2 separate regions of the Homo sapiens genome follow, and region 1 is linked to region 2. The links are chromatin loops, found by intact Hi-C in ENCODE. Cell type or tissue: breast epithelium. All regions are shown on one strand. Links, peaks and the distances in the headings refer to the core of each region. The heading gives the core; the rest is flanking DNA.

Evidence for each region. Peaks named below come from ENCODE experiments on the same cell type or tissue, not always from the same donor. Only the 100,000 strongest peaks of a DNase experiment are listed, where the experiment ranks them.
Region 1: a loop joins it to region 2, with 6 times the contacts of the local background. A loop is called at or near these places in 1 of 110 quality-filtered maps.

Annotation. Positions count from the first base shown.
Region 1 is chrX:42,724,976-42,737,997 of GRCh38, reverse strand. LOC105373186 (a long non-coding RNA gene) reads left to right here. Exons shown (of 3, transcript XR_002958821.2): 2 at 10,944-11,064; 3 at 11,231-11,372. Among named protein-coding and RNA genes, the nearest start is that of PPP1R2C, 47 kb to the left of the region's middle. In breast epithelium, for the core only: no CTCF peak of the experiment used is centred there; a DNase peak (open chromatin) is centred at 5,347.
Region 2 is chrX:42,838,305-42,851,326 of GRCh38, reverse strand. No RefSeq gene overlaps it. Among named protein-coding and RNA genes, the nearest start is that of PPP1R2C, 67 kb to the right of the region's middle. In breast epithelium, for the core only: no CTCF peak of the experiment used is centred there; no DNase peak of the experiment used is centred there; H3K27me3 peaks cover 1,706 bases.

The DNA of each region.
Region 1 (13,022 bases), core at 1,966-9,965, 110 kb after region 2:
GGCAGTTATATTTTAAGTTCTTTCAGAAATTGCCAAACTGCTTTCCATAATGGCTGAACTAATTTACATTCCTGCCAGCAGTGTATGAGTTTCCTCTTTGTAACCTCACCAGCATCTGTTATTTTTTGACTTTTTAATAGTAGCTATTCTAACTCGTGTGAGATGGTATCTCATTGTGATTTTGATTTGCAGTTATGTAATGATTAGTGATGCTGAGCATTTTTTCATATACTTTTTGGCCACATGTATGTATTCTTTTGAAGTGTCTGTTCATGTCCTTTGCCTGCTTTTTAATGGGGTTCTTAGTTTTTTTGTGTTAATTTGCTTAAGCTCCTTATAGGTTCTGGATATTAGGCCTTTGTCGGATGCCTAATTTGAGAACATTTTCTCCCATTCCAGCAGCATTTTTTAAAACTTGATGTGTACCAAGTTACCTAGGAACTGAATTAATATTCAGATTCCCAGGTCCTACCTCCCAGATTCTGATAATTAGAACTGGAGTGGAGCCCAAGACCATTTTTTTCCCCAAGCACTTCCATGTGATTCTGATGGAGGTGGTACATGACCAACTTTGGTAAATGCTACCTGACACATTCCTTATCAGTATTGTGCTATAACAAAAAGCCGAAAGACACACACCTGTCATACACATGAATACACACACAGAGGAATATCTTGCTTTATGCAGTAAATGGTTTCCAAAAAGGATGTATGTGTATCACATTTTATACCTCAGCTCACACATGAAATATGTTACATTCACATATCATTTCCTTTCAAAGAAAGAACAACATCTTAAAGGTTGTTTGATCCTTAGCACCTAGCACAATTCTTGGTGCCTAGAATTGGCTGACTTGGTGTTGCTTAAATGAATGACTATTCACTTTATTCAAACTGGGAGAAGGTCTTAGCATAGCATGATGATAAGTCAAAGATTTGCTCAGCACCACGTAGCACATCTTAACAGCATTCACTCCTATTTCCATTAAATGATTGTAAGCACTTCTTTTATTTTAGGATTCAGAAAGGCAAAAAGTAATAATAACATGGACAGTGAAGTACATGGACAGTGAAATACCCCTGCAAATGGGAAGCCCTAAGAAAAGTAGTTGTCTTAGTCATGGGGTCTTTCTTTTCCTCTCCAAATCTTAAAAGTTATGAGCTCAGCCTTGCCAGGAGATTTTATGATCTATCACATTCGTAACTCCAGAAGAAGAAAGGACATAATAAATGGAACTAACATAAGGCCTTAAACTCCCCTTTCCCAAATAACAGAGAAAATCTTTGTTCTTGAATCAATAAATTAAAACACTTTATTTAGCAAAATTAATTAGAATCTTTTAAATAGATGTAGAACAGTGATACGTATACTCACTAGAACAGAAACTGGTGAGGTTTTTGCTGGCCCAGCTTAGGAGACCAAAATAGAGCAAAGAACTGGCTTTGGTGTGCCTCTGGAGCAGGCATTTTTCCTGAGTTGCTAAATGGAGGTTTTCAGCTGATTTGTTTATGTGACAGCTTGCCTGTTAACAGAAAAATATTGATTCCTCTGGCTTAGCAATGAGGCTCCTAAAACATTTTAGCCCTAAACTCATAAATTGCTTTATAAAAAGAATTAAGCTTTCCCAAGGAGTTTGCTTGGCCTCAAATATTTGATTGGACAAGGCACAGATATTTTTCCTGATTTTGCAGTTAGAAACCAGGCTTTCTACTTTCTCTGGTTTGACTTATTGGATAAGCCCTTTGAAAAATGGAGCTTATACTTAGTGTGTTTTATTTTAACTTCAATGATGATATGCATCTCTGCAGTAAATTTTTAAATAGCTGGTTATATATGCTGAATAAATGATGAACCTAATAATGCTCCCAGCTATCCTCATAGAGCATCTGGAAGGTAATCAGGGTCAAGATTGAAAGACAAAAAGATAGGGAGGAAGAAAGATTTAATACATGTCATGTTCTGGCAAATGAATGCTGATTTATGCCAAACTAGGCTTAAAAGAACTAAAATTACCATACGTGGTATAATCATTGCAGGCATACTCCTCACACAGCAAGAAAAGTCTTGTGAAAATTTGTATAAGTAAACTTTATCATCAACACTTTAAATTGATAAAGAATATGCACAGAAAATAACAGCAGCTCACATTGTACAGTTTATTTCCAAAGTCATTGAGTATACAGTATTTAATTTCATCATTGTAATAGTCTTTTCACGTAAGAGTTATAATCATTACAGGGTTTTTTTTGTCTTCCATTTCCAATAGTTTTGTGGAGACATAATTGGAATAAGCTGCATATATTTAAAATAATTTGATAAGTTTTAACATATGTATACAGCTGTGAAATCATTAGCACAATATACATCACCCCCGGGAGTTTCCTTGTGCCCTTTCCCAAGCAACCACTGATCTACTCTCTGCCATAGATTAGTTTAGTTTGTTTAGATAATTTGTTTAGATAGATTAGTTGGCATTTTCTAGAATTTTAGATTAATAAGATCAAACACTATGTACTCTTTTTTTGGATGGAGAAAGTCTGTGTGTTTTCACTCAGCATAATTATTTTGAGTTTCATCCATACAGCTGCATGTATCACAGTTCATTCATTTTCATTGTTGAGTAGCATTCCATTGTATGGAAATCTCACGATGTTGACATATTCATCTGTTGATGGAAATCTGAGTTGCTTCCAGTTTTGAGCTGTTACAAATAAAGTTGCTATGAGCATTCTTACAAGTCTTTGTATGAACATGTGCTTTATTTTCTCTTGGGTAAATACACATGAAAACAGCTAGATCAAATGATAGGTATATGTTTAACATTTATATTATTATAACATATTATTATTATACGTTATTTTACATTCTCAGCAGCAGGCTATGAAAGTTTCAGTTCCTATTCATTCTCACCAAATCTTGGTCTGGTCATCAGTCTTTGTACTTTCAATTTAAATTAATGGATGTGTAGTGGTATCTAATTGTGGTTTTAATTTGCATTCTCTTAATGGCTAATTATATTGAGCATCTTTTTGTGTGCTTATTCGTCATCAGTATATATTTGGTGAAGTGTCTGTCAAAATATTTTGCCCATTTTTTAATTGGTCATTTGTTTTCTTATTATTGAATTTTGAGAGTTCTTTATATATTCTGAGTACAAGTATTGTGTCAGACATATGCTTTGTATATATTTTCTCCCAGTCTGTGGTTTCTCTTTTTATTCTCTTAGGAGTGTCTTTTGAAGAGCAAATGTTTTTAACTTTGCTGAGGTCCAGTTCATCAATTTTTTAATGGATCATGGTATTGATATGGTATATAAGAAATCGTTGCCTAATCCAAGGTCACAAAGATTTTCTTCTAGAAGTTTTGAAGTTTTAGTTTTTACATTTAGGTTTAGGATAAATATTGAATTAATTTCTGTATATGGTATGAGGTATTATGGACCAAAGTTTTTTTCTTTTTGCATAAGGCTATCCAATTGTTTCAGCACTATTTGTCAAAATGCTATCTTTCTGCATTGAATTGCCATTGCACGTTTGTTGAAAATCAGGTGTCTATATATGTATGAGTCTATTTTTGAACTCTTTTTTATTTCATTGATCTATTTGTCTGTCTTGATGTTAATCTCTTACTCTCTTGATTACTACAGTTTTATAATAAATTTTGAAATCGGGTACTATAATTCGTCCAAAATCGTTGCTCTTCAAAGTTGTTTTGGCCATTTGAGGTCTCTTGCATTTTCTTATAAATTTTAGAATCTAATTTTCATTTTCTATTTAAAAAGGCCTGCTGAGACTTTGATTACAATTATGTTAAATCTATAGATCAATTTAAGGATAATTCATATCTCAATGATACCAAGTCTCTTGCTTAATTTCTCTCAGCAATGTTTTGTAATCTTTGGTGTACAAGTCTTTCACATCTTTTTCCAGATTTATCTGTTTTGTATTTTTGATGCTATTATAAAGGTTATTGTTTATTGAACTTCAATTTCTCATGGTTGCTAGTACAGATTCTCCTCAATCTACAGTGTGTGTATGTCCCAATAAACTCATTATAAATTGAAAATGCATTTACTGCACATAACCTACCGAACATCATAGCCTAGCCTAGCCTACCTTAAACATGCTCAGAACACTTACATTATATAGTTGGGCAAAATCATTTGGCAACACAGTACACTTTAGAACATTGGGTGTTTACCCTCACTCTTGCACGGAAGACTGGGATTTGTGTTTCGCTGCCACTGCCCAGCATTGTGGTAGACTATCATACTGTTTTCTACTAAATGCAGATTGTTTTCACACCATCCTAAAGGTAAAAAATTGTAAGTCAAACCATCATAAGTCAGGGACCATCTATATATAGAAATACCAATGACTTTTGTATATTGAACTTGTATCCTGAAACTTAGTTGCTAAACTTGGGTTTTAGTTTTAGTAGCTTTTTTTCTGTAGCTGCAATAGGATTTTCTACACAGATTATCACGTTGTTTAAGAACAAAAAGTGTTTTATTTCTTCCGTTCCAAGCTAGATGACATTTATTAATTTTCTTTGTTTGATTATACTGGCTAGAACTCTAACTCAATGTTGAATAGAAGGTGTGAGAGCAAATTTTTTTTCTTGTTACTGATCTTAGGGGGAAATCATGTAGTCTTTCACTATTAAGTATGATGTTAGTGGTAGTTTTTTTTTGCACGTGCTATGCCTATATTCATTTTCCATTGCTGCATAACAAATTACCTTAAAGGAACAATTTAGGCTGGGAGTAATGGCTCACACCTGTAATCCCAGTGCTTTGGGAGGCCAAGGCAGGAGGATTGCTTGGGGCCAGGAGTTTGAGACCTGCCAAGGCAACATGTTAAGACTGTCTCTACCAAAAATTCTAAAATTAGCCAAGTGTGTTGGCATGCGCCTATAGTCCCAGCTACTTGGGAGGCTGAGATGGGAGGATCACTTGAACCCAGGAGTTTGAGGCTGTAGTGAGCCTGGATCATGCCACTGTACTACAGCCTGAGTGACAGAGTGAGGTCTTATATCTAAACAAAAATAAAAAATAAATAAGTTAATTAAAAAACAAACAAACCAAACCCATAGCAACTTAACAAACTTTTATTATCTCACAGTTTATGTAGGTCAGGAATCCCAGCTAAGACATGGCTTAGCTGGGTGCCTCTGCCTCAGAGTCTCTCACAAGGCTGTAATCAAGGTCTTAGCTGTGGCTTTTGTTTCATCTGAAGTCTGAGTTCAGGGCAGATTTGCTTCCAAGCTCACTCATGTGGTTGTTGGCAGGATTCATTTTCTCACAGGCTGTCTGATTGTGGGTGTCAGTTTCTCACTGGCTGTTGGCCAGGGGACTCTCGGTTTTTTGCCACATGGTGCTGTCCATAGGGAAGTCATACCTTGGCCGCTGGCTTTCCTCAGATCAAGTGACAGCAAGCAAGATAGAAGCCACACTCGTTTTGCAAGCTAATCTCAGAAGTGACACCCCATCACTTTGCAGAATTCTATCATAAAGAGTGAATCGGCCAGGCACATTGGCTCACGCCTGTAATCCCAGCACTTTGGGAGGCTGAGGTGGGCGGATCAATTGAGGTCAGGAGTTCGAGAACAGCCTGGCCAACATGGTGAAACCCCGTCTCAAAAATTAGCTGGGCGTGGTGACACATGCCTGTAATCCCAGCTACTTGGGAGGCTGAGGCAGGAGAATCCCTTGAATCCGGGAGGTGGAGGTTGCAGTGAGCCGAGATCTTGCCATTGCACTCCAGCCGGGGCAACAGAGGGAGACTCTGCCAAAAAAAAAAAAAAAAGAGAGAGAGAAAAAAATGAATGAGTCACCACTAGGTTTAGCCTACAATCAGGGAAGGGATTACAAAAGAGGCAGGGATCATTGGAAGTTATCTTAGAGTCTGCCTACCACAATTCCCTTTATCAAGTTGAGGAAGTCCCCTTATATTTCTAGTTTCCTAAGAGTTTTTTACTTTTATTTATTTTTTTATCAGAAACATGTGTTGACTTATGTCGAGTGAATTTTATTTCTATGGAAATGATCATGTGGTTTCCTTTAGTTTTTAGTTTGTTTATATGGTGAAGTTCGTAAGTTTGTTCGCATTTTCAAACGTTAAACCAAAACTGAATTCCTGGGATAAACTTCACTTTGTCATAATGCATTGTCCTCTTTATATATTGTTAGTAAAATTTGGCTAATAATTTTTGTATTTATGTTAATGCAATATGAGAGATATTGGTCTGTAGTTTTCTTTTCTTGTAGTGTTTGGCTCTGGGGTGAGCGTAATATTGGCCTCATAGAACCAGTTTGAAAGTAGTCCTTCCTCTTCAATTTCTGTGAAGAGTTGTATAAAATTAGTACTATTTCTTTCTTGTGTATTTGGCAGAATTTATCAGTGAAGCCATCTAGGCCAGGAGTTCTCTTCACGGGAAGGTATTAAGTTCCAAATTCAATTTTCTTAATAGTTAATCCTATTCAGGTTCTCTATGTCTTCTTGAGTAAGTTTTTGTGGTTTGTGTCTTTCAATAAATATTTCCATTTCATCTAAGTTGACATTATTAGTATAGAGTTATTCATAATATTCCCTTCTTCCCTTTGTAATATATACAGGATCTGTAATATCACCTTTCTCATTGCTGATGTTGGTAATTTGTATCGTGTCTCTCTTTTTCCTGAACTCTTGATTTTATTGATTTTCTTTTCTGTTTCTGTTTTCTTTTTAGTCGATATAAATTTTGATCTTTATTTTCTCCTTTCTTATGCTTATTTTGCTCTTTTTTTTTTTTATGCAATGGAAGCTGAGGTCATTGATTTGAGACCTTCTTTTCCAATATATGAATTTCATGCTATAAATTTCTCCCTAAGTACTGCTTTGGCAGCGGCCCATAAATTCTATGTTATGTTTTCATTTTCATCTAGTATAAAATATCTCAAAATTTCTCTTTTTATTTCTTATTTAATCCATGTGTTATTTAGGAGTGTGTTACATTATTTAGTTTTCAAATATTTGGAGATTTTACAAATATCTTTTTGTTATTGATTTTTAATTTAATTCTATTTTCATTAGAGAACTTAATTTGTATGACTTACTTATAATACTTTTTTTTTTTTTTTTTTTTTTTTTTTTTTTTTTTTTTTTTTTTTTTTTTTGAGACGGAGTCTCGCTCTGTCGCCCAGGCTGGAGTGCAGTGGTGGGATCTCGGCTCACTGCAAGCTCCGCCTCCCGGGTTCACGCCATTCTCCTGCCTCAGCCTCCCAAGTAGCTGGGACTACAGGCGCCCGCCACTACGCCCGGCTAATTTTTTGTATTTTTAGTAGAGACGGGGTTTCACCGTTTTAGCGGGGATGGTCTCGATCTCCTGACCTCGTGATCCGCCCGCCTCGGCCTCCCAAAGTGCTGGGATTACAGGCGTGAGCCACCGTGCCCGGCCTATAATACTTTTAAATGTATTGATACTTGTATTATATCCCTGAATATGGTCCAGCTGATAAATGTTTCTTGTTTACTTGAAAGAGAGGTTTTTTGATGTTCTTATTGAGTGGGTTGTTCTATAAATGTCAGTCAGGTAAAGTTGTTTGATAGTGTTGTTCAAGTCTTCTATATTCATGCTGCCTTTCTGTCTACTTGTTCTATCAATTATTAAGAGAGAACTATTAAAATCCTCAATTATAATTGTATATTTGTCTATTTCTCCTTACAGCTATATCAGTTTTTACTTCATGAACTTTAAAACTCTTGGCCAGGAGTGGTGGTTTATGCCTGTAATCCCAGCATTTTGGGAGGCCGAGGCAGACGGATCACCTGAGGTCAGGAGTTCAAGAGCAGACTGGACAACTTGGTGAAACCCTATGTCTACTAAAAATATATTTAAAAATTAGCCAGGTATGGTGGTGGGCGCCTGTAATCCCAGCTACTCAGGAAGCTGAGGCAGGAGAATTGCTTGAATCCGGGAGGCAGAGGTTGCAGTGAGCCAAGATCGTGCCACTGCACTCCAGCCTGGACAACAGAGCGAGACTCCGTCTCAAAACAAACAAACAAACAAACAAACAAACTCTTTTATTGGGTTAATGAACTTTTAGGATCAATATTTTCTCCTGATGCATGAACACTGTTTTCATTATGAAATGATCTTCTCTATCCCTGGTAATATTCTTTGCCCTAAAATCAACTTTATTATCATACAGCCATTAAAGCTTTCTTTTGACTAATGTGTTAGCATAAAGTTCTTTCATTATCCTTTTCCTTTTAACTGATTCGTATCATGATATTTAAATTGTGTTTCTTGGTGGTGGTGTACAAGTGGGTCTTGTTCTCTTTTTACAATCTGACAATCTGCCTTTTACTGGGATCTTTAGAGCATTTACATTTAATGTGATTGTTGACATTCCTTGGTTTGCATCTACCATCTTGCTATTTGTTTCCTATTTGTCCCATCTGCTTTTTGTTCCCTTTTTCCCTCTTTTTCTTCCCTCTTTTTATTATTTTTACATTTTATTTTATGTCCTTTGTTGATTTATTAGCTATAATTTTATTTTATTGTTTTATGATTGCATTAGTGTTTATACTATGCATCTTTAACTTATCACAGTCTACCTTCAAGTGATACTATATCATTTCATATATAGGATGAAAACTTTGCAATAGTGTGGTTCCATTTTTCTCCTCTCATCTTTTATGTTATGGTTGTCATACATTTTACTTATACATATGTTATAAACTCCATAATACATTCAGTTTGTTTGTTGGTTGGTTTTGTTGTTTAAATAATCAATTATCTTTTCAATATATTTAAATTATGAACAAAATTTTTATAAATTTACCCAGGTAGTTACCACATTACCATGTCTAGTGCTCTGCATTCCTTTGCATAGATACATATTTCCTTCTAGTATCATTTTTTTTTTCTGCTTGAAGGACTTTAAGATTTCTTACATTGTGGGTCCAATGTTGATGAATTCTTTTAATATTAATTCAGAAAAAGCCTTTCTTTGCCTTCATTTTTGAAAGTTAGTTTTGACCAAATATAGAATTAGAGGTTGACAGTTTACTATTTTCCAGTACTTTAAAGAAGTTGCTCCACTGTCTTCAAGTTTGCATTGCTTCTGACAAGAAATGTGATGTCATTTGGATCTTTATTTCTCTGTATATATCTTATTTTTGGGGGGTGCTTTACAATTTTTCGCTTTATTAATGGGTTTGACTAATTTGATTATGATGCACCTGGGAATAGTTTCCTTACCTTTTTTTTGTGTTTGGGGTTCTTTGAGCTTCTTGAATCTCTGCGTTTATAGTTTTCATTAAATTTGGAAAACTTATACCTATTATTTCTTCAAAAAGTTTTCCTGTTCTCTCCTTTCTTCTCTTTTAGGGACTCCAGTTACATATCTCTTATGTTGCTTGAAGTTATCCCACAGCTCACTGAATCTCTCTTCCTCTCTTCCTTTCCTTTCCTTTCCTTTTTTTTCTTGAATCTTTTTTCTCTATGCTTTACATTTTGGACAGTTTCTGTTGCTATGTTCTAAAGTTCACTAATTTTTACTTATGCCATTTCTAATCTTCTGATAATTTCATTCAGTGTATGTATTTCATCTCAGACATCATAATTTTCATGGCACTTTCTATGTTTTCTCATGCATTATTTATATCTTCTATGTTTCTACTTAACATTTGGAACATGTAGAATACAGTAATAGTAACTATTTTAGAGTACTTATCTGCTGATTCTAACATCTGTGTCAGGTCTGGGTTAGATTTGATCAATTGATTGTCCTCATTCTGAATGTTTTTTCCTGCTTTCTTTCATGCTTTTTTTTTTCTTTGATTTGATGCCAGTTATAATAAGCTTTATTTTACTGGGTTTTGGATTTTTAAAAAATTTTTATTTTAAGTTCAGGGGTACAAGTGCAGGTTTGTTACATAGGTAAACGTGTCATGGGGATTTGTTGTACAGATTATTTCATCATCCAGGTGTTAAGCCTAGTACTCATTAGTTATTTTTCCTGATCCCCTCTCTCCTCCTACCCTCCACACTCCAACAGGCCCAGTGTGTGTTGTTCCCCACAATGTGTCTATGTGTTCTTACCATTTAGCTCCCACTTATAAGTAAGAACATGTGGTATTTGGTTTTTCTGTTCCTGCATTAGTTTGCTAAGTATAATGGCCCACAGCTCCATCCATGTCCATGCAAAGGACATGATCTCATTCTTTTTTATGGCTGCACAGTATTCCATGGTGTGTATGTACCACATGCTCTTTAGCGTTCTGGATATTTTTCTATTCCTATGTGTTCTTAAGCTTTATTCAGGGATACAATTAGGTTATTTGGAAACAGTTCAGTCTTTTCAGGTAGCACTTTTAAGATTTGTTAGATAAGTCTGGTGTGGTGTTCTATCAGAGCTAATTATTCCCCACTACTGAGGCAAGAACTTCCTGAGTACTCTACCCAGTGCCCCACAAGTTGTGACTTTTTCAGCCTGGTTGGTGATAACACACTATTCTTGGCTCAGCGTGAATGCCAGACTGCTATCTGTAAATCTGTCTATCTATGGGTATTTCCCCAGCCTCAGGTGTTTTATCTATACATGTGCTTTGATCAATACTGTACTAAGCACTTGAGCAGAATGCTCTGAAAATCTTCAGGTCCCTCTCTCTATGCACCTTTCTCCTCTCTGGTACTCTGCCCAGCTATCTCTAGTTGCCTTGATTTCCCCAGACATTCAGCTCTGTCTCCACTCAGTGAGACCATCAGGCTTTGTCTAGGTTCCCCTTTCTGCACCACAGCATGTAAACCCTCTCAAAATGGTAAGTTGTGGCAATCAAAAGTTTTACTTCATTTGTTTCCATCTCTCAAGACTCGCTATCTTTCGCGGTCTGATTTCCAGTTACTTGAACGTAGTTGTTTCACATATTTTGTTTTGTTTCTGTGGTTGTTTCAGGTGGGAATATAAATCTAGTCCCTCTTACTCTATCCTGCCCAGAAGTGGAAATATGATCCTTCCATTATAAAATAAAGAATGGTCCTAAGATTTGAGAACTCCAAAAGGACTTAGTGTTACGGTAAGTGGTAAAAGTAGAATTTATATCCATTGCTTTTATTCTTGCTTCAAAAACATGATCTTAGAAACACCTACATAGCTGGAAAATCTACAGGACTTTTTTTTCCAGTCTACAGATTGTTTATAATTGTTCATTTTATGTGTAACCCTTATTTTTTTTCTTTAAGGAATAAAGGTGAACAACCATTTGGGACTGTTTATCTACTTGCTATCTCTCTTTTGAGAGAGAATAATGTCTCAAGAGCTCCATTCTCTGATGCCTGCAGTATGTTATGAATCAGTAGAGAATCTTTCTGTCTGTGCTTGGATCTTGGGTAAGTGCTCAGCTTTCTCTCTTACCTCTTAGGCCCACTTATAAGTCACACCCTGTCTTAGTCTGTTTTGCACGGCTGTAACAGAATACCATAGACTAGGTAATTTCTAATAAACAGATATTTATTTCTCACAGTTATGGAAGCTAGTAAGTCTAAGATCAAAGTGCCAGCGTCTTGAAAGGGCCTTCTTGCTGCATCATGGTGGAAGGCATCACATGGTGAAAAGACAAACATAAGGAGAAAAAGAGCGCAAGAGTGGGCAAATCCACTCCTGTGACAATGAACCCACTCTTGTGATAATGTCATTAATTTATTCACTCTGACTTCACAGCCTAAACACCTCTCATTAGGCCTCATCTCACAACACTGTTGCTTTGGGGACTAAGTTTCCAACACATGTTTTTGGCGGACAAATTCTGACCATAGCATACTCTCACCCAGTTCAGTCCCTTTGCTTGTTTCTTCCTCTGGTAGAGTACTCCTCTGTTATTCTTCTCTAGCAAATTCCACCCATCATCTCAATTCCACTTTTAAGCTCTATTTCTACAGGAAAGCCTTCCCCATCTGTCTAATTTCCAGCTCTATAAAATCATGCTAGCTTTGTTTGGACAAGATACTCGTGCGGTCCCTTCCATCACTGAAGTAAGTTTTGTGGGACTAAGATTACTCTCTCCCATCCCTAAATTACAGTATCTGGCATTAACTGACCCTGAATTATATTCTAAAATTGGAACATATATTTTCTTCACTCTTATCTGACAAGCTGCCCATCATCAGTAAGTTGAAAATATATCTTGTTAAACAAATAGATGAATGACATTTTTTCCTACTCATTTAATGCATGTATTTTTTTCCTTTTTTGCTCAGAAAACAAGTTTCTTGAAGGCAGGGGAAATGTTTTTTGCTCTTTTGATATTGCATGCAGAATCTGCATTATCCTGGAGGCATTGTTGAGTGTCTGCAAGGACTCTGATTCCAAGAAGCCATTGGCAGCCTAATTTTCCAGAATCATAGTACTAGACACAGCTGTTAATATATAGCCCTGAAATAAATATGTGTTGAATGAACAATTAGGTGGCTGTGGAATGAGAGTTTAGCAAGACGGTCATGCTTACACAGAGAAACAAAGACGCAGATAGTGCAGACATGCTCACAATTTGTTTGCTTGATACATTTGCTACTTTGAGGCTTATACTTAATGTGAGTCTGTGAATGATTTACAGGTATACTCATACACTGAGATGAAGAACTTTATTATAAATCTCCTTCCTTGTACTGTAGGATACTGTGCATTTTTCAATGCTGTAAACATAAATAGAAAAGTGTTTTGTCTGTGACAAGATGTCAGCTGGAAAACCTTTTAAAGATGCAGAGTTTTAAATTTGAGTTCTCATTATTATATTGTCCTGATTCAAGGGGTAAGCACAAAAATGTTCTATATTTATAAATCTTATCCCATAAATCTTTTATTATAAGAAAAAAAAATAAAATTCTCATATAAAAGTAATACATATAAAAATAGTGTTAAACAAAAATAAGAAAATAAAACCCAACTCTATCTCCAATATAGATCACCACTAATAACATTTCAGTACATATTCTCTCATTCTTTTTATATACATACTTTATTCAAAAATACAATTAT
Region 2 (13,022 bases), core at 2,694-10,693:
TTCCTGATTTTTTAACAACTCGTTTTACCTTGGACAATGAGCATATTTCACGCTTCCCACTAATAGTGAGCTCCTACTTAATTGTTTTCCCCTGTAGTTTTTGGTTAAAACTAGCTTCTGCAATATAATCTGTGCACATTCTCATTGTGATTTGTACTCCTAGCTTTACAAAGTGATTTTGTCCCTAAATTTTATTTGATATTAAGATCACAAATCCTCATTCTTTTGGTTTGTATTTGCCTAGTGTGCATTTAACAATCCCTTTATTTTAACTTTTCTGAATCATTCATTTTTATGTGTCTAAATTTACTTTATGAACTACCTAGAAGTCTTTTAACATATGAATTTAGTCCATTTAGATTTATTGACATGAAAAATATATTCTGTATTATTTTTGTCACAATGCTTAATCTTATCTTTCTGTATTTATAATTTTTATAGTCTTTCACTCTGTATAGTCTTCATATTTTTAGGAGGATCTATATTCTTATACCAGTGATATCTATAACTGCAATGTGTTTCATTTTTACATATATTTTACATATAATTTTACATATGTTATGGAATTATAAACATCACACAAATAAAACCTTATATTGTGCTTCTTTCATTTAATGTGTCAGAATACCAGTAAAGGGCTCTATGCCACGTTTCCACATAGTCTTAATAATTATATTTAAAATGCCTGCATAATATTAAATTGAAATGGTGTGACATAATAATTAACTTACTGGAATTTTGAGTTTAGTCTATTTTCTTTTCTTTTTAAAGAAGTTGAGAAATTTATTGTGAAGAAAAGGTTAAAAAATAAGCATTTATGAAAAAGCAAGTAATACAAGACACAACAGAACTAAGGAATCATTTTGTAAAATACCTAATGTGTAATAGCTTCTGCAATAAGTCCCGCATAGATTTTATCTTTACTTCATCAGAGAAATGCAAATCAAAACCACAATAAGTTTAGTCTATTTTTCTATTAAAAATAAAGCTTTTGCCTCTGTTGAATTAAGACCTGGGGTAAATCTCTTGAGCTAATTTCACGGATGGGGAAACTAAATTTTCAGAGATGTCAACAGCCCCTGCCTCATGGGAGTATTAAGAATTCATGAACTGATGTATGAAAAGGCTCTAGCCTAGAGCTAATAATTTATAGTTCCCTGTCCATCCCTGTTTCAGCACTCACCACAAGGGAAAGGGTGTGTTCAATGTCTGGTCTAAAAGCTCCAAAGCAGCAGGGATTGCCAGTCTCATCAACACAGGACTTAGTGTATAGAAGATGCTCATTAAAATGCTCTGAAAGCATGGTAGTGCTAAGAACAGATTGATGTCTGAATCTTCACTGGTCCACAATATTTCTCCATGTGGACTCAAGTTATTGTCTACTTTCCTTTCATTTCAGCCTGAAGGATTACCTTTAGTATTTCATTTTTCTTAACAGCTTTAATCGAGTATGATTCACATACTACACAACTTACCCATTTAGAGTGTACAATTCAGTTGCATTTCTGTATTCACAGATATGTTCAACCATCAGCACAGTTAATTTTAGAACATTTTCATCACCTAAAAAAAAAACACCTTACCATTTACTCAGCACTCACCTATTTCCGTACTTACTCCCCCATTCTAAGTAATCATTAATCTACTTTATACCTCTATAGATTTTCCTATTTTGGACTTTCATATGAATGAAATCATATAATATGTGGTACTTCATGATTAGCTTATTTCATTTAACATAATGTCTCTAAAGTTTCTCCATATTGCAGCAGTATCAGTACTTCATTCCTTTTTATGGCTAAATAGTAGGCCATTGTATGGATATGCCATCTCTTGTTTATCCATTCATTTGATGATAAACATTTGGATTGTTTCTACTTCTTGGCTATTTGAATAGTGCTGCTACAAACATTCATGTACAAGTTTTTCTGTCACTATATGTTTTTATTTCTCTTGGGTATGTAGGAGCAGCATTGCTGGGTCATATGGCAACTCTATGTTCAATTATTTGAAAAATTACCAGACTGTTTTCCAAAGGGGCTGCACCATTCTACATTCGCATAAGCAGTGTATAAGGGCTCTGATTGCTCCACATCCTTGCCAATGCTTATTATCTGACTTACTGATTCTAGCCATCTGAGTGGGTATGAAGTGGCATCCCATTGTGATTTTGATTTGCATTTCTTAAATAACCAATACTGCTAAGCATCTTTTCACAGGCTTATTGGCCATTTGTATATCATTCTTGGACTCTTTGGTATTTCTTATAGGACAGGTCTGCTAGAAATAAATTCACTGTTTTTATTTCCCTGGGAATGTCTTATCTTTTCTTTCATTTTTGAAGGGTAGTTTTGCCAGACATATAATTCTTGGTTAGCAGGCTTTTTCTTTCAGCACTTTTAATATGTCATCCTATTATCTTCTGGCCTCTCAGGTTTCTGATAAGAAATCTTATTGAGGATCCTTTCTATATAATAAGTCATTTTTCTCTTGCTGCTTTCTAGATTATCTCTTTGTCTTCCAACACTTTAATTATGATGTTCTTCTGTGTGGATATTTTTGACTTTATCCTAATTGGAGTTTGTTGAGCTTATTAGATATGTCAATTATTGTTTTTTCATCAAGTTTGGGAATTTTTTTGCTTATTATTTCTTCAAATATTATTTTTCCCCTTTTTCTCTCTCCTCTCCTTCTGGGATTCTCATTCTGTGTACGCTGGTTTCAGATGCTCTGTTGTTCACTCTTCTTTTCTTTTCTTTTTTTTTTTTTTTGAGACAGGGTTTCACTCCGTCACCCAGGCTGGAGTGCAGTGGTACAATCTCAGCTTATTGCAGCCTCAACCTCCCAGGCTCAAAAAATCTTGCCACCTCAGCCTTCTGACTACATGGGACTATAGGCACATGCCACCACACCCAGCTAATAGTTCCATTTTTTGTAGAGATGGGGTTTTGCCATGTTGTCCAGGCTGCTATCAAACTCCTGGGCTCAAGCAGTCCTCCTGTCTTGGCCTCCCAAAGTGCTGGGATTACAGGCATGAACCACTGTGCCAGGCCCATTTTTCTTTCTTCTTTCTTCCTTCTGTTTCTCAGACTGTATAATCTCAATTGATCTGTCTTCAAATTTGCTGATTATTTACTTTGTCTTCTCAAATCTACAATTTATCCCATCTAATAAATTTTTTATTTCAGTGATTTTACCTTTCAACTCCAGAATTTCTATTTGGTTTCTTTTTATAATTTCTGTCTCTTTATTAATATTTGCTACTTTGGTGTGATATTTTTGTACTTTCTGCTAGTTCTTTAGACATGGCTTCCTTTAGTTCTTTGAACATATTAGAATAGCTGATGTAGAGCCTTTGTGTAGTAAGTGAAATATCTGGGTTTTCTCAGGGATGACTTACATTGATTGCGTTTTTCCTGTGTATGTGTCATATTTTCTTCCTTTCTTGCTTGTCTCATACTGTTTGTGCTTGAAATCTGGACTTTGAAGGAACATAATGTGGCAACTCTGAAAATCAGATTCTTTTTCCTCCCTAGGGTCTGTTGTTTCTATTTACAGTTTTTGTTGATTGTTTAGTGACTTTTCTGAACTCTTCTGTAAAGTCTGTATCTTTGTCATGTGTGGTCACTGGTGTCTCCACTTGGTTAATTTAGTAGTCAACTAATGAATGGACAAAAATTTTCAGCTGGGCATGGTGGCTCATGCCTGTAATCCTAGCACTTTGGGAAGCCGAGGCGGGCGGATCACCTGAGGCCAGGAGTTTAAGACCAGCCTGGCCAACATGGTGAAACCCCGTCTCTACTAAAATATAAAAATTAGCCAGGCATGATGGTGAGTGCCTGTAATCCCAGCCACTTGGGAGGCTGAGACAGGAGAATCACTTGAACCCGGGAGACAGTGATTGCAGTGAGCCGAGATCGTGCCACTACACTCCAGCCAGGGTGGCTGAGTGAGACTCCATCTCAGAAAAAAAAAAAAAAAAGTATTACATATTTGAGACCAATAAATCTCTTCTAGTCTTTGCTGAGAAGCTCTGCTTATGTGTTTGGATATACCTTCAACACTCAGCTAGGCAGTTTACAGTTCTGCATTAGCCTTTACTTTTGGCTTGTGCAGAGCCTCAAGGTCAGCCAGGGGTGAAAGTTTAGGGCTTTATCAGGTCTTTCTTGAGGATGTGCATAGCCCTGGGCATGCAAATAGCCTTAGGCATATGCCTGGCCTTCTAGATATTCAAAAATATACAACTTTTTGAAAGCCCCTATGAAATCACACTCATCAGCTGCTTCTTTCCAGCTTTCTTATAAGTCTATTTTTGCTCCTCTGTTATCTACTGCCTCAAGCAGCCAAGAAGTTAAGCAATTGCCTGTAATTTCTTTTTGATAAATATCCCCAGGGATAAGGCTATTCACTCCGGGTAATCTGTGAATCAGGTAAGATACAGACAGCTTGCAAGTATGGCCTTCCAGGAATCTAAGAGGCAGGCCACATATGGACAATTCTTGGCTGAGACTTTGAATGAGATTCATCCCTGTTCTCCTCTCTTCAGTAGCTGCCATTTTTCCCCATTAATGGAGAATGTTATTTTTCCATACTGCAAATCTTGAAAGCAGAGAATGAAACCAAGACAAGTTTAAATTCCCTAAAGCTCACTATTTTTTACCAAGAACTAACCATTTTTCTTGAATAAACATTCCCCAGGTTGCTGAATGCTTTTAGTTAATTTCTAGAGTCCTGAAAAAGCAGATTATGATCATTTTTGCCAGTTCTTTCTCATTGTTTTTATGGAGGAGAGAGTTTTTGGAGGCCCTACGTTACCATTTTAGCTCTATAACTGTAAATTTATATAATATTCTTAATCTTCTCCTTCTTCAAAAATATCTATTATTTTTTGAACCCGAGCAATGATAAAGTTATTTCTTCTTCATCCTCCTTTTCTTGCTTTACCTCTACTACTCAATTTTAGTTAATTATGTTACATTTAGGTTTGCCATTTAATTATGCTTATGCTTTTATGACTTCATTTGCAACTTTAAATTATCTCCTTGGACTCCCATCAGTTACAGACAAAGCAATTAGATATGTGCAATACTTTCTACCTTTTTTTTCCTCCTCTCAATCAATTTTGGGTAGTTATTTTAATTTGGGCTTCCTCAGAGGCAGACTACGAGACAATAATTCAAGTGTAATTGCTTTATTTGTGAAAGTCCAAAAACACCAGTAGGAAGGTAAAGAAACACACAGAAAGAAAGACAAAGCAATCAATAAAAGAAATATTAAACCAGCTATCTCTGTGAGTGACTGAAGCTTAATCTTGTGAGAAAATTCTGGGAAAGACTGTAATACACAGGCCTTAGAGGTATCTCTCCAAGTGAGACAGCCAGGTGAGAGGAGGTCCCCAGAAAACCCTAACTGGCTTGCACACTGGGGTGGGGCCTTTGGAAGTTTGTGCCATTTGCAGCGGGGAGGAGCCTGGTACCTCCTCTTCCTGTGTGGAACCTGGGATTCAATCTGTGGGCAGGAAGTGCTCTAGCAGGAACTCTGGCCTTGCAGAGTCCCTGTTCCCCCTTTTTTTCCTTTACACCCAATAAAACCCTGTCTTACTCATCATTCAAATTGTCTGTGAGCCTGAATTTTCGTGGCCATGGAACAAAGAACCCCGTCATCAGCTGAACTAAGGAAAAGTCCTCCAACACAAGGATCAAGGAATCTAGCGTATTTATTCATGAACTCCAATCAATCATTTGTTGAGAGTTTCTCCTTGGGGGGATTTTAATTTCTTGGCACTTCTTGAACATTGCCCTCAGGAAAAAGACGCATATATTGGTAGATGGAAATCAGCTATAATGAACTGAAATTGTAAGGCTGTAGTGATACAAATGGGACACTGACAAAATCTCCCACATGTATGATTTCCCCGTTCTTATTATACATAACTTTTACATTCTATTTTATACTTTATACCCCTATGAGTTTTAGTCTTGATTCTACTATTAAATATATTTAAAATTTACTGTGACTTCTTTTTCTAGGATTTCCTTGGTCATTTTTTTGACTTAAGATTGTCCTCCAGTAGTTTTCTCAGTAAGTATTCATGGCAAAGATATTCTCTGAGTTCTTGCATGATAAAAACTATTTGTCTTTATCTTTTTATACTTCAAACACAATTTGATTGGATAGAATATTCTTAGCTCGTGTTTTTGCCAAGGTGCTGCAGGAAGTTGTGAGCATCAGTAACGGTTTCCTGCATCTCTTGACTACTATACTAGATAGAATGTCTCCTAAAAATTCATGTTCACCCAATCCTCAGAATGTGACCTTATTCAGAAATAGAGTCTTTGCAGATGTAATCAAGTTAAGATGAGCTCATATTGGATTAAAGTGGGCCTTACCAGTGACTGATGTTAAGATGAGAAAAATGAGACATACACAGAGGGAAGATAATGTAAAGAGATACGGGGGAGAATACCATGTGAAAATGGAGACAGAGACTGGAGATGTATGTACAAGCCAAGGGACATCAAGAATTATAGGCAACCACCAGCAGCTAGGAGAGACTCATTGAACATCTGTTCTCCAGTAGGAACCAACCCTGCTAATACCTCCACTTAAGACTTCTAGCTTCCAAAATTTTGAGAGAATACATTTCTGTTGTTTTAAACCCCCAGTCTGTGATACTTTGTTATATCAGACTTAGGAAATTATTACAACTACTAAATATAACTTCCTGATTCCTTGAAAGCCAGTAGCAACTTTGCCTCACTGATTCCAAATAAGGCTTTAAAATTAATTTCTTCATTTACAATTACTTTATCTTCTGTAAGTGTGCATGCAGAGTTTATACCATGTATTGTATAAGCCTGAGATTCTACTTTCTCTTGGGTAACTCTTTATTCACAGCCCCAGGTAGATGGCTAGCTTCCTTGCAACTTTCCAAGGCTGAGGGGTAGAAAACATAGAAGGTACACACACATGCACACACAAACCTAGTACAATATTCTCCCCAATTTGTGGGGTGAATTTTCAATTGTGTTACCACTCCTGCAGCTAAACTTTCAGTAGCTCTTAAGAACACAAATAATAAAATTAATGAATATGGAAAAGAGGAGGAAAGAAAAAATACAGAGAAAAAAGTTAAAGACAATATTAATAACATCGAAAGTATATATTATTAATCAGAAGTGAAAAATAAAATGAATTAAAATAGATAGCTCTTTAAATTGAGAGATGATTCCAATAAAGATTAATATTGACTACTAAAAAAGTGGAAAAGGGACACATTTAAAATAAAAGCTTAGAACTAGTCAGATTAAAAGTTTAAAACGGGAGAAGATAAAGGAGTGTCAAAAAAATAAAAATATAAGAGGCAAAGATACATAATTAGGATAAATGGTTAAAACTAATAAAACTAAATTAAATATTCATATGTTATGAGAGAGGGACTTCTGGATCAGGCAAGTGAGGACTTCTGCAAAACTACTCCTCCATAAAAGTAATTACAATATTGGCAAAATTTATTAAAATAAATATTTTCATAACTCTAGAAATTAACCAAATGCTTGCAACAATCTGAGAAGCATTAATTCAAGAAAAATTTGCTGGACCTTGATAAGAATAACAGTCTTTGTTGCATTTTAGTTTTCCTTACTTCCATCCCCATCTCCTCAGTTCCACATAGTCATGAGAATGAGTAGCCTCACAACTATGGTAGCTGAGAAAACCAGCAGCCTTACTAGGGCGATTAAACTGAATTTGGAGCTCTTAAAAGTCCTGTTCTCAGAACATCCTAACTATGTGACCCATTTTGCAGGTCTATCTAGAAAAGCTTAACAAAACAGCACTATCAACCAAGTAAACCTAACATTTTCTGTTCACTCTGAAACAGCAGAAAATACATTCTTCTAAGCCACACATGGAACGCTCTCCAGAATAGACTATACGTTAAGCTATAAAAGAAGCCTCAATAAATTTACAAGAATTGAAATCATATAAATTATGTTCTACAACCACAATAAATTAAATTATAAATCAATAGTAAGAAAATTTGAAAATCAAAAAATATGTGGAAATTAAACAACATATTCCTAAATAATGAATGAAATGAAAAATAAATTATGAGTACAATTCTATAATAATTTGAGATGAACAAAAATGAAAAGCCAACATACCTAAATATCAAAGCAGTGCTTAGAGGGAAATATATATCCGTAAACGCCTGCATTAAAAATGATCTCAAATCATAACCTCACATTCTGCTTTAAGAAATTCCAATGAGAGGAGGAAAAAGCCAAAAGCAAGAAGGATAAAAATAATAATGATTAAAACAGTTATGATTGGAATATAAAATAGAAAACCAATAGAGAAAATCAAGAAACCTAAAAGCTGTTTTTTTTTCAAAAGATCAACAAAATTTACAAGCCTTTAACTAGACTGACTAAGAAAAAAATAGAACTGAAATTACTAAAATGAGGGAAGAAAGATGATAAATCATTATTGACCTAATAGAAATAAAAATGATCATAAAGGAGTATTATCAACAACTGTATGACAACAAATTCAACACGTAGATATAATGGACAATTCCTAGAAAGACACAAATTACTGAAACTGACTTAACAAGAAATAGAAAATGTGAATAGACCTATAACAACTAAAGAAATTGAATCGGTAATTTTTTAAACTTCTCACAAGGAAAAGTCCAGTTTCAAATAGGTTTACTGATGAACTCTCCAAAACGTTTAAAGAATAATCAACACCATTTTTTCACAAACTCTTCCACAAAAATAGAAGAAAAGAGAACACTTCTCAAATCATTCTATGAGGCCACAATTACCTGATACTAAATCCAGGCAGACATCAAAAATAAATATATAAATAAATAAAAGAGAGAGAGAAATCTACAAATAAAAACATCACCCCCCAAAAAAGGAAACTAAAAATCAGTATCTCTTAGGAATGGGGGCACACAAATTCTTAACAAAATATTAGAAACTAAAATCCAGTAACATATAAGAGGAACTTACAACATGACCAATAGGCTTTATTCCAGGAATGCGTGGTTAGTTTAACATACAAATTAAACAATGTAATACATGATATTAATAGAATAAAAGACACACACACACATTATAATCTCAGTAAATGCAAAAAGAAAAAAGCATTTGAAAAAAACTCAGCATACTTTCATAATGAAAGCACTCCTCAAACTAAGAATGGAAAGGAACTTCTTCCCCCTGTTACAGATTATCTATGAAAAACTCAAAGCTGACATCATACTTAATGGTGAGAAACTAAAAGCTTTGCCTCTAACATCAGGACTAAGACAAAGATGTATATGCTTGTTATTTCTATTCAACATTGTACTGAAAGATCATGACAGATCAGTGAGAAAAAATAAAAGACAACAAAATTTGAAAGAAAAGAAGCAAAATTATCTTTATCCACAGATGACATGATCTCATGTAAATGAAATCCTTACAAAAATCTATTAGAAATAACAAAAGAATTCAGCAAAGTTGCAAGACATAAGACCAACACACAAAAATCAATTGTACACTGGAAATGAACAACCTGAAAGGAAATTGAGAAAACAATTAATTTATTATAATGAATAAATACTTAGGAATAAATTGAACCAAGCAGTTGCAAGACATCTGTGATAAAAACTACAACACATTGCTGTAAGAAGTGAAAGAAGACCTAAATAAATAGAAAGACATGCTATGTTCATGGATTTGAAAACTTAATATTGTTAAGATGGCAATACCACCCAAAGCAGTCTGGAGATTCAATGCAATCCTTATCAAAATCCTGATAGCTTTATTTCAAAAAATGGAAAAGCTAATCCTAAAATTCATATGAAATTGCAAGTAACCCCAAATAGCCAAAATGATTGTGAAAAAGAAAAAAAAGATTGAGGGATTCACACTTCTCAATTTCAAAACTTATTTCAAAACTGCAGTAATTAAAACAGTATGATACTGATGCAAAAATAGGCATATCGATCAATTCAATAGAACTGAGAGCTCAGAAATGAACTCATACATTTGTGTTCAGTGATTCTCAATAAGGGTGCCAAAACCATTCAATGGGGAAAGAATGGTATCTTCAACAAATGGTGGTGGGATAATTGGATACTTACATACAAAAGAATAGAGTTGGATTCTTACCTCACACCATACACAAAAATTAACTAAAAATGGATCACAGACCTAGATATAAGAGCTAAAACTGTGCAATTCTTAATAGAAAACATGGGAGCAAATCTTTGTTCCCTTGAGTTAGGCTATGTTTTCTTAGATATAAACACCAGAAATAACAACAAAAAGAAACTATAAATAAATTTGACTTCACGAAAATTAAAAAATTTTGTGCTCCCAATGATATCAAGAAAGTAAAAAGACCATGTAAGAATTGAAAAAAATAGGCATCACTTAACAATAGGGATACATTCTGAGAAAAGCATCATTAGGGAATTTTGTCATTGAGTAAACATCACAGATCGTACTTATACAAACCTAGATGGTATAGCCTACTACATAGCTGGACTATATGTTGTAGCCTATTGCTTCTAGGCTACAAACTTGTACGCCATGTGAATATACTGAATATTGTAGGTAACTGTAACCCAATGGAAAGTATTTGTGTATGTAAACATATCTAAACATAGAAAAGGTATGGTAAATATGCTATAAATGATAAAAAATGGTACAACTGTATAGTGCACTTACTATGAATACAGCTTACAGGACCGGAAGTTGCTCTGCGTGAGTCAATCAGTGAGTGGTGAGTGAATGTGAAGGTCTAGGACATTACTGCACACTACTCTAGAATTTATAAACACTGTGCACTTAGACTACAGTAAATTTATAAAAACATATTATTCTTTCTTAAATAATAAATTAACCTTAGCTTACTGTAACTTTTTACTTTATAAACTTTTAAATTTTAACGTTTTGACTCTTTTGTAATAACACATAGCCTAAAACACAAACACATTGTGTATCTGTACAAAGATATGTTTTCTTTTTATCCTTATTCTATAAGCTTTTTTCTAATTTTTAAATTTATTTATTTATTACTTTTAAAACTTTTTTTGTTAAAAACTAAGACTCAAGCACACACATTAGCCTAGGCCTACAAAGGGCCAGGATCATCAATATCACTGTCTTCCACCTCCATATCTTGTTCCACTGGAAGGTCTTCAGGGGCAATAACATGCATGTAACTTTCATATCCTATGATAACAACATTTTCTTCTGGAATAACTCCTGAAGGAGCTGCCTGAGCCTGTTTTACAGTGCTGTGATTTGAATATGGTTTGTTTGGCCCCACCAAGTCTCATGTTGAAATGTGATCCCCAGTGTTGGAGGTGGAGCCTGGTGGGAGGTGTTTAGGTCATGGAGGCAGATCCCTCATGAATGGTTTGGTGCCCATAGTAATGAGTGAGTTTTCACTCTATTAGTTCCCCTGAGAGCTGATTGTTCAGAAAGAGAATGACACCTTCCCCCTCTCTTGCTTCCTCTTACCATATGATCTCTGTATGTAGGTTCCCCTTCTCCTTCTGCCATGAGTGGAAACCATCTAAGGCCTTCACCAGATGCAGATGCTGGTGCCATGCTTCTTGTACAGCCTGAAAAACTGTGATGTAAATAAACCTCTTTTCTTTATAAATTACCCAGCCTCAGGTATTCCTTTATAGCAACACAAATGGACTAAGACACACAGTTAACATTTTCTTTTTAAGTAGAAGGCGCATACTCTAAAATAACAATAAAAAGTATAGTATGGTGAATACAAAAATCAATAATATAGTTGTTTATTACCATTATTCAGCATTACGTACTGCAGAAAATTGTATGTGCTAGACTTTTACATGACTGGCAGTGCAGTAGGTTTGTTTACACCAGCATCATCACAAACGTGAAGTAATGCATTGTGCTAAGATATTATGATGGTTATGATGTTATGATGGCTATCACATCACTAAGCAATAGAAATTTTTAAGCTCCTTTACAATCTTATGGGACCACTGTCATATACATGGTCTGCTATTGACTGAAATATTGTTATGTGGCACACGACTGTATTTGCTAATCTGATAAGAGGCTCGTACTCAGGATATATATAAAGAAGCCCTACAACTTTATAATAAAAAGTAAATAACCCACTTAAAAACGATCCAAGGACTTAAATAAACATTTCTCCAAATAATATATACAAATGGACAATAAATAGACACATAAAAAGATATTCAATATAACTAGTCATTAGGGAAATACAAATCAAAACCACAATAAAATACAATTTGATGCACTAATAGAATTAAAATAAAAAGCACAATGAATACAATGTATTGGTAATTATATCGATAAATTGGCACCTTCATACATTGTTGGTGGGAATGTAAACTGGTATAGATGTTTTGAAAAAGTTTAACATTCTTTAAAATGTTAATTTAAACACAGAGTAACCATATGATCCATCAATTCCATTCCTAGGTATTCACCCAAGGGAATTGAAAACATATCCATAAAAAACTGTTCACAAATGTGCATAGCAGCATTGTTCAAAGTAGCCAAAAATTGAAAGCAAATGTCCATCAACTGATAAATGCATGAACAAATATGATACATCAATACAACAGATTATTTGGCTATGAAGAAGAATAAAGTACTGATACATGCTGCAGCATGAACAAATCTTGAAAACATTATACTCAATGAAATAGCCAGTCAAAAAATACTGTAGATTGTGTAATTCTATTTATTCTATTTATATAAAATGTACAGAATAGACAAATCCATAGAGGGATTAGTGATCACCTAATATTTATGTGGTGTGTTTGTTGGGGGTCGCGGGGAGGCAGAGATTGGAAATGACTGCTAATTACTAGGAAGTTTATTTTGGGGGTGATTAAAATGTTCTAAAATTTGATTAGCTGTGATGGTTTCACAACTCTATGAATATACTAAAAACACTGAATTGTACGCTATAAATGAGTGAATTTTATTGTATGTGAATTA